Linked DNA regions of Homo sapiens: region 1 is linked to region 2. Evidence: chromatin contacts called from ENCODE Hi-C data. All regions are on one chromosome and are shown on one strand. The core of a region is the stretch at or near the end of the contact, and the rest is flanking DNA. Distances in the headings are between cores, read along the strand shown.

The links. Hi-C counts contacts between places; a loop is a spot of excess contacts on that map. Pooled maps may share reads with other maps.
Region 1: a loop to region 2 is called in a pooled map, with 4 times the contacts of the local background. The contact joins two enhancer-like sites. A Hi-C loop is called at or near these places in 2 of 50 pooled maps.

Annotation. Positions count from the first base shown.
Region 1 is chr15:32,867,873-32,871,882 of GRCh38, forward strand. All of the region lies in intron 16 of FMN1 (formin 1), which reads right to left. Among named protein-coding and RNA genes, the nearest start is that of GREM1-AS1, 150 kb to the left of the region's middle. Within about 2 kb of position 2,724, at least 2 of the 41 ENCODE cell types and tissues checked have a DNase peak (open chromatin) inside an H3K27ac peak, as active enhancers do.
Region 2 is chr15:33,200,137-33,204,552 of GRCh38, forward strand. It overlaps LOC105370759 (a long non-coding RNA gene), which reads left to right. Exons shown (of 3, transcript XR_932090.3): 3 at 4,046-4,412. Among named protein-coding and RNA genes, the nearest start is that of FMN1, 7.6 kb to the left of the region's middle. RefSeq lists an enhancer at 1,608-1,927. Within about 2 kb of position 1,660, at least 16 of the 41 ENCODE cell types and tissues checked have a DNase peak (open chromatin) inside an H3K27ac peak, as active enhancers do.

The sequences.
Region 1 (4,010 bases), core at 1,474-3,973, 330 kb before region 2:
TCATGATTATTGGATTGTCTCCCTCATTAGGCAGAAACTGTATTTTTCTTACTGTTAAATCTCCAGCATCTACTGTAATGTCTATCTAGTGAAAGCTGTTCCATGGGTATTTGCTAAATAAATGAATAAACTACCAGTTAAAGGGGAGAAACTTACACATGTGCAGTATGGATATTAGTGTCTTGACAGAATTTGGCTGTAGTACATGTACACTCATGTACCTCAGAATGATGCTTCTGTCAATAATGGACCACATATAAAACAATGGTGCCATAAAATTATAATGAAGCTGAAAAATTCTGATAGTCCGGTGATGATGTAGCCTTTGTAACACTGTAGAGCAAGGCATTACCTTTCCTTTGTTTAGATACACAAATGCTTACCATTGTGTTATAATTGCCTACAGTATTCAGCAGAATACTGAATACAGTTACAGTATAGTACAGCCAGTAGTACTGTAATATACTGTTAACTATATTCAGTATTCTACTGAATAATGTTGGGGACTGTAACAGTATAGAAACCTGTGCAGATTTGTAGCGTAGACGCCATAGGCTATACCATCTAGCTTAGGTGTGAAGTAGGCTACACCATCTATGTTTGTGTAAGTACACTCTATGATGTTTGCACAATGATGATATTGCCTAACGACACATTTCTCAGAACATATCCCAGTTGTTAAGTGACACATGACTGTATGTATGTATATGTAGACACAGACATATGCACATACACCGACACGTGAAAAACATCTCTCTTCATTTGTATAATACATGTAGATGGAGGCAGGGGCTGGAGAAGACACAAGTACACTGACATTCACTCATTCACCCACTTTCACTCACATTCACTCATTCAGATACGAGATACACATTTTTTTTTAAATCCCTGTCCGGGTTCCATAAACATTCATACATTCAAAATACTTACCAAGTATCTGCTGTATGCCACTGAGCTAAATGTTGGGGACAAATATTTAATGAGACCTACTGGTCATTTCTCCTCTAAAAAACATTCACAGTCTAGCAACAATGAGAAACAAGGAAATGAACAAATTGTGATATAGTGTGGTGTGATGGAACGCTGGGTATAGGCCTCTATTTCAGACTGGGCCAGGAGTTAGTAGCCAGGAAAGGCTCTCCAGGAGAGAAAACTTATGAGTTGAACTGCAAAGGTCAAGGAGGAGCTAGCCCTCAACCACAGTGAGGAAAGAGAATTAAGGTGAAATGTCATGAATAAAAGTAATACATGATGAGAACGCACGGGCCATTTGAATGAGTTAAGTGGTGTAGCATGTCTGGAGCTGTGGGACCTTCTCTCCTCAGATCACTGGTGTTCTGCATTCAGATTTTGGTGTAAAGGAAAGAGTGTGCGTAGGGGAGAAAAGCTTCTGGGCCCCAAAGGTATCCCAGGTTACACACTCAGGTGAACGGTGAAAAGGCTGGTGACCAGCCTGGTTAGGAAAAGTGTCACAGACATAAGGGGCTTGCAATTTTACTTAAAGTAGTTAGGAAAAGTCTCACTGTGAAGCTATTTGACTAGAGATTTAATCAGAGTAAGGGAGGGAGTCATGAGCAAGCTCGAGGTGGAAAATCAAAGGTGTTATTTAGAGCACATTAAGTTTGAAATGTGAATTAGACACTCAAGTATATATAAAAGTCTGCAGTCTGGGACTCATGGCTGGAGTAGACACACATGCCAGGAAGTCATTGGTATAAAATTGGTATTTAAAGTGATAGCAAAATATGAATTGCCATGGGGAGAATACAGCCAAGGAAGAGAAGGTGTTGCAGGACAAACCCTGGGGCATGTGCACAGTGGAGGAGAGGCCAGCAATGAACAGAGAAGAGCTGGTCAGTAGGAAAGTGAAGGTCTGGAGTTACATGACCTGAGAAGAAAACAGAATTGCAGGAAAGAAAGAGCAGTCAGCTCTGTGCAGAAGGATCAAGTGAGATGAAGACAGAGAAATAACACTGATTCTAGTGACACAGAGGTCACTTGTAATCTCAAAAGCAGTTCCAGGGAAGTTGGGGGTGCGGGGAAAAAGCCAGCTTGGAGAGGCGTGAGGTAAATGGAGAAAGATTCTGTAGCCACTTGTTTAAGAAGTTAAGCTACAGAAAGAACGCCAAAATGGGGAAGTCGTTGGAATTAAGCCTAAAAGATAGCTCTAGTTTTCCTGGTCAAGTGCTAAAGATCAAATGAGGCCATGGAAGTGTTGTTTTCTTGGTGACTTTAAAACTGATTTAGTTCTTATCTGCCTGGGATGTTTTTGATAGTTTCCTTTCATGGTAGTAGGACTCCTTAGAAAGATTCTTCCTTTAATTTTTCAAGAAAACTCCCAAAGCCATCATGTCATAAAAATCATTCCATACAAGAAGATATTCTCTAGGGCTACTTTGATCACGTGCAGAAGAGGTCTAGCCCTTTACAGAGCGGCTGCCTCTTTCTCCAGAGGAATGTTCCATAAAAATAAACCCACCAGGAAGCTGGAGTCCAGGGGAATCCCATGATTCTGATTCACTCCACTGAGGGAGGCTGCCCAAGATCAAATTCACCTTAATGTACCATGATTGGGAGTGAGTATTCTCCATGAAAAAATTTAAGCAGAGGTGACAGGGCCAAGTGAGGACATGCTAGTGCGCTTTAGGACTTTTGGAAAGACTTGCAAAGCTGGGCCACTGACTACAGCCTTTGCACGGAATTGTCTAAAGCACCATTCAAAGGTCCCGCCTACCAAACGTCACAGCTGAGTCAGAATTTCCACTGTGATGATTATGTGGTTACGGACGCAGCCTCGGTCTGCGAGACATTAGCATGAAACATATTCATTAATCACCTACCCATGACGAGGCCTAAATATAGATGGATTGGGCATGATTTGATTTATAGGGTGTTAAGCGATTCAAACATTTATTCAAAAACATCCCTTTCACTGGTCCCCACAAAAATCGCCACCATGAGAAGCCTTCCCTTGAATTAAAGATGGTAACTCCAGAAATTTCATTAGAAATGCATATGTATTCGTTGAAAAAGAAAACATTGTCAAGAATAATTTAATGCTTTAGTAGAAATGTATTTCTAAGATTGGTTTAGGAGGTAGGGGATTTCAAAAACAATAGGTAGGAAAGTTGTGTTAACATGGAAGAAAAAGGCACATACTGCAAGCTCTGGCATCGAGGTGGACTGTGTGGCAGGGGTCCTAGGCAGGCAGCCCAGGCATGGAGGTACCGGGCCTCTGAAGGGGAAGGGAACTCATCTTCGGGAGGAGAGCAGCGACTAACTTCTAAAAAGTATTAGGAAGGTAACATATACACACAAAGACATTTGAAAAACATTTTTAAAACAGCAGAAAAAACAAATCGGTCATGACACCATGACCAAAACACAGTCACCATCTAAGACTTGCATACTTTCTCTTTCAGGGTCTGGGCCTCGGTATCGCGCTCCTTGCCCCTCCATCATTTTATGGGGGTTGCCTTACTTATATTTGATAAAGAATTTTTTTGTATTTTGATTCTTTCTATTAACATATCATGCACACATTCTCCTGTTATTTCACAAACTCCACAAGCATGTTTAACAGCCATATAAAATTTCATCAGGTAGGCATGCCATAGCTCACTTAATTCTCCTGTAGTTGGATAGTGAAATCCTTTCTACCTTATTCTCATGGGGAGTCAGGCTTGAGCCACATCTGTGTCCATACAAACTTATTCTAGGTTGAGGGTCATTTCTTTAGGAAATGACCTAAAGATACAAGATACAAAGATAAAAGATACAAGAAATGAAATTATAGGTAAAAAGGAAAAACCTTTGTAGAATTCTTGATATTAGTGGTCAAACTGTTTTTGGTACAAAATGGGTTGTACCACAATGGGAGAGATGAAGGGGAGAGATTTTGGAAATAAAACCATTTTCTGTACCACTCTGCAGAGGTGGCTGGCTCCATGCAAGCTAGAACGGTGCCTGTCACTGTCATGTAGGGACTACGGTCATCACATTGGAAGTGC
Region 2 (4,416 bases), core at 410-2,909:
TGTTTGTACTTCTCTTACCCCATTGCCCCCATAAAGGGCTGCAGACATATTTGCTTTCTACCCTGGATTCAAAGCAACTTGAAGGAAAGAATTGTCTGAGGTTTACCTTTTCATTCCCCCTAATACCTTGCATATAAGGAGTGATCTACTTTGTTTAGTTAAATCACTGTCCCTCCCTATGGTGGGTGGATGACTTCAGTGTGTGACCTAGAAAATCAGAAGAAGTGATCAAAAAAGAAGCAGAGAAACAAGATGCAGAGAAAGAATACATTCTGGCGGCTCCATTTGAAAGGACTCCAAGCTGGGGCGAAGAAAAGACATGAGATGTGGCAGGTGACATCATCTGTGGCTTTAGGGTTTCACCTTCCCATTATGTGACCAGTCAGAAGCAAGGAGTTTCTTTTACTTAAGAGCTGATGTCAAGGAAAGGGAATTTGTTAGAACTGGCGTGTGGATGTCAGAGAGACTAGCTAAAAGCCGGAGTGAAAATGGGATTCGATACCAGGAGTGAATAGTGGGAGGATAAAAGGGGCAGTGATATGAACAGCATTCCAGAGAGCAATCCCAGGGAAATGGACTTTGCCCCCTCACAGAGACAGACCTTGCTCTCACAGGAATGAGGGCATAACAAACACTTCTAGAAAGAGCTCAACATTTCAAAATCCCACCTACTAATTATGTGGCGCAACCCAAATCACCTTAACCAATCTAGACCTCAGTTTCTCCTTCTGTCACTGAAGGGGAATGATGAAGTTATCCCAAAGCACCAGTCACAGGACCACTGATGTTAATGTTCTTTGCTCTGAGCTAAATTTACACATGTAACATTCTCTAAAATAGATTTTGCATTTATTTCAACCCCAAGACAATCTATGAGAGGGAAGGGCCATCCGTGGAAAACGTTAAACATGAAACCAATGATTACATCCCTCTGAAATGTAGGACACAGGGAGTAAACCTAATCTCCAAGATGTTTCCACCCCATTTGCCCTGGGCTATGTAATCAGCTTTTCCTCTCAACGCCCGGATAAGTGCAACTTGCCGGCTGCCACATTTGTCCTAATATGGATGATATTCTATCGATGAATAGCTACTACTCACCCCCAAATTCCCTGAAAAATACTTAATGGCATCAAAATGGCGATCTCTGCAACAGATCCAGGGATCTCAGATACAGAAAAACAAGTGTTTGATGCTGCTACATTGTCACTCAACATGGGTTCATAACCTGGGGAAAGGTAGATCAGTCCGTGGAAAAGTCAGAACTTAAATAGCAATTAAAATCCTCATACCGCCAGAATAATACCTCTTCAGATTGAGGGACTCATTCTCTCTGATGCATCATCCATACTTATTTATTTCCCAGCTCATTCCAAAAAGGATTTGAAATGACAAATTATCTTTGAAACATTGCAACACGTAGGTGAACGTTGTGGAGGCTGATGAAATGTTTGCAGACTAACAGGATTTTTTTAACTTGCCTACAGAAGTCTTAAAAATATCTTAAATGCCACCTGAAGCACCATATGGAGAAATTACTCTCACTTAGCTACAACCATAATTGCCTTTATGCTGTCGTTTTGTACAAAGAAAGCAAGAACTTGAATCTGAAACTGAAACTTGAAATCACTCAGATTTTCTGAAAAGGCTTAGATTTGACTCAACAGGAAAAGTCATAATGATTATAGTTCTCTTGAATATTGGGGAGTAGAGAGGAGAAGAATGTGAGGGGTTCATGCCGAGAGATATATTCTCAGACACTGCAGCAGGACTTGTACTCAGTACAATGCTACTGACTTGTCACTAGCTGGCAAGACGGGCTTGGTGTGCCGCTTTGTCCACGGGTCATTTGCTGAGTCACAAAAGCCACCAGGCTGCATCCCTGAGGGCAGGAAACAAAGAACAGCAGGCTTCTGAGTCACCTGCTTTGTGAACAACCCAAAGGTAATGCTGAGGAAGAATCTCCCCAGAGGGGGCAGAATTTGAGACAGTGCAGCACAATCATGTTCCATAGCATGAACTAGCTGGAACCGTAGCAGTCAGAGGAATCCGAGCCAAAGGTAGCAGGCTCTGCAGAGAACAGCTGCAGCCTCCAACAGAAAGGAAAAGCTTTCCTTTCTTTTTTTTTTGAACATCTTTTTAAACAATTATACAAATTATACAAGTAAAATTTTAAACAATTCTACAAATTATACAAGTATCACATGAGCATTATAATTTGAAAAAATACTGGAAAGCACAAAGGAGAAAATAAAAATTGATTATTCATTTATGTAATCAGCAAGTATTTCTGGAGCCCCTTCTAATTATTACCAGGCCCTTTTCAAGGCACTGGGGATGGAGAGATAAGCACAAACCTGCTCTCTTTGAACTTATAGTCATGAAAGGAGGCAGATAATACAATCTCACAAAGGAGAGGATCACCATTTCCTCGGCTAAACACCACAGGGAAGGTAATGTGTCTCTAAAAGCAGATTATAAAGGAATCTAGTCTAGGCCCGGTGGCTCACGCCTGTAATTCCAGCACTTTGGGAGGCTGAGGCAGGTGGATCATCTTAGGTCAGGAGTTCGAGACTAGCCTGGCCAACATGGTGAAACCCTGCCTCTACTAAAAATACAAAAATTAGCCAGGCATGGTGGCGGGTGCCTGTAATGCCAGCTACTCAGGAGGCTGAGGCAGGGAGAATCGCTTGAACCCAGGATGCGGAGGGTGCAGTGAGCTGATATCGTGCCACTGCACTCCAGCCTGGGCAACAGAGCGAGACTCCGTCTCAAAAAATAAATAAAATTAAAATTAAAGGAATCTAGCCAGACTCAGGGGATCGGGAGAAGGGAGTAGCAGTCTGAGAAGGCTTCCTGAGGAGGTAACCCTAAACTGACATCTGAGGAATTAGTCAGAAGCGAGTTGAAGAGCCACCCAGGTAGAAAGACTATCATGCAGAAGCTCCCTGGAAGGAGGGAGCATGAGGTGTGTTGAAGAACTGAGAGAATCCAGTGTGAATAGACTAACAAGAGCTGGAAGGAAAGAAGACATAAGCCTGGAGAGGTAGACAGGAGCAGACCATCTTTAAAAGGCACTGTCAGCCTTCATCGATGTCCTTTGTACTTCAGATATTTTATTTATTTATTTTAAAGATAAGGTCTCACTCTGTCACCCAGGCTGGAGTGCAATGGTGCGATCACAGTTCACTCAAACTGAGCTCAAGTGATCCTCCTGTTTCAGCCTCCCATGTAGCTGGGAACTACCAGCTGCCACGCCCAACTAAGTTTTTAGTTTTTTGTTGAGACAGGGTCTCACTATGTTGTGCGGGCTGGTCTCAAACTCCTGGCCTGAAGTAAGCCTCCTGCCTTGGCCTCCCAAAGAGCTGGGATTACAGGTGTGAATCACTGTGTCTGGCCCCAGATATTTTACTTATGTGTATATATGAGCATATGTGTATGTGTATAAATGTGTATACATACCATATATGTATATATGTGTATACATGTCTGTATGTGCATGTATTATAGTTTAACATTGCCATCAAACTGCCAAATTTTCCTCTAGTATGTGCCAGTTTATACTCTTGCACTATATAAGAATGTCACTTTCACTTCACTTCCAGTAGCACTCATTATCTTTTTTTAAATTAAACACTTGCAGGTTTGTTTGTTTGTTTTGAGATGGAGTCTTGCTCTGTCACCCAGGCTGGAGTACAATGGGACAATCTTGGCTCACTGCAACCTCCAACTCCCGGGTTCAACTGATTCTCCTGCCTCAGCCTCCCAAGTGGCTGGGATTACAGGCGCCCACCACCATGCCTGGCTAATTTTTGTTATTTTTAGTAGAGACGGGGTTTCACCATGTTAGCCAGGCTGGTCTCAAACTCCTGACCTCAGGTGGTCAGCCCACCTCGGCCTCTCAAAGTGCTGGGATTACAGGCGTAAGCCCCTCCACCCAGCCCACATAAATTAAACATTTGATAAGCAAAAAGTGTATCATTTAAGTTTCCATTTAACAGTGAACAAATATTTATCACCCATTGTTTTCTCACTTGCTTCACAGAGAAAGCAGGAGTTTTCTTATCAGTGAAATAAGTACAATATTGCTCATGTGAGTGGAATAGTCCCACTGTTGGAAACATCTCTTGCAAAGGCTCAGCCTAGGTATGTAATGGTCCCTTATTACTCATCCCTAAATGAAGGCATTAAAATATGTGAGCAATTCATCAAATTAGTGTCAGCCATTAGCCTTAATTCAAATTAATGCATGAGATTCATTTCCTCCTGGCAAATCACATAGTACAGTGCTGAGGGAAAGAGAAAAGTCTGCTAAGACTGTTTGAGATGAGAGAAAAGGGTCAGATCTGGGCTTGACAGGAAATGGATCAATATGAAGGAGGTAATGAGTGGTGGGACCCAAACTAGGGACCTATG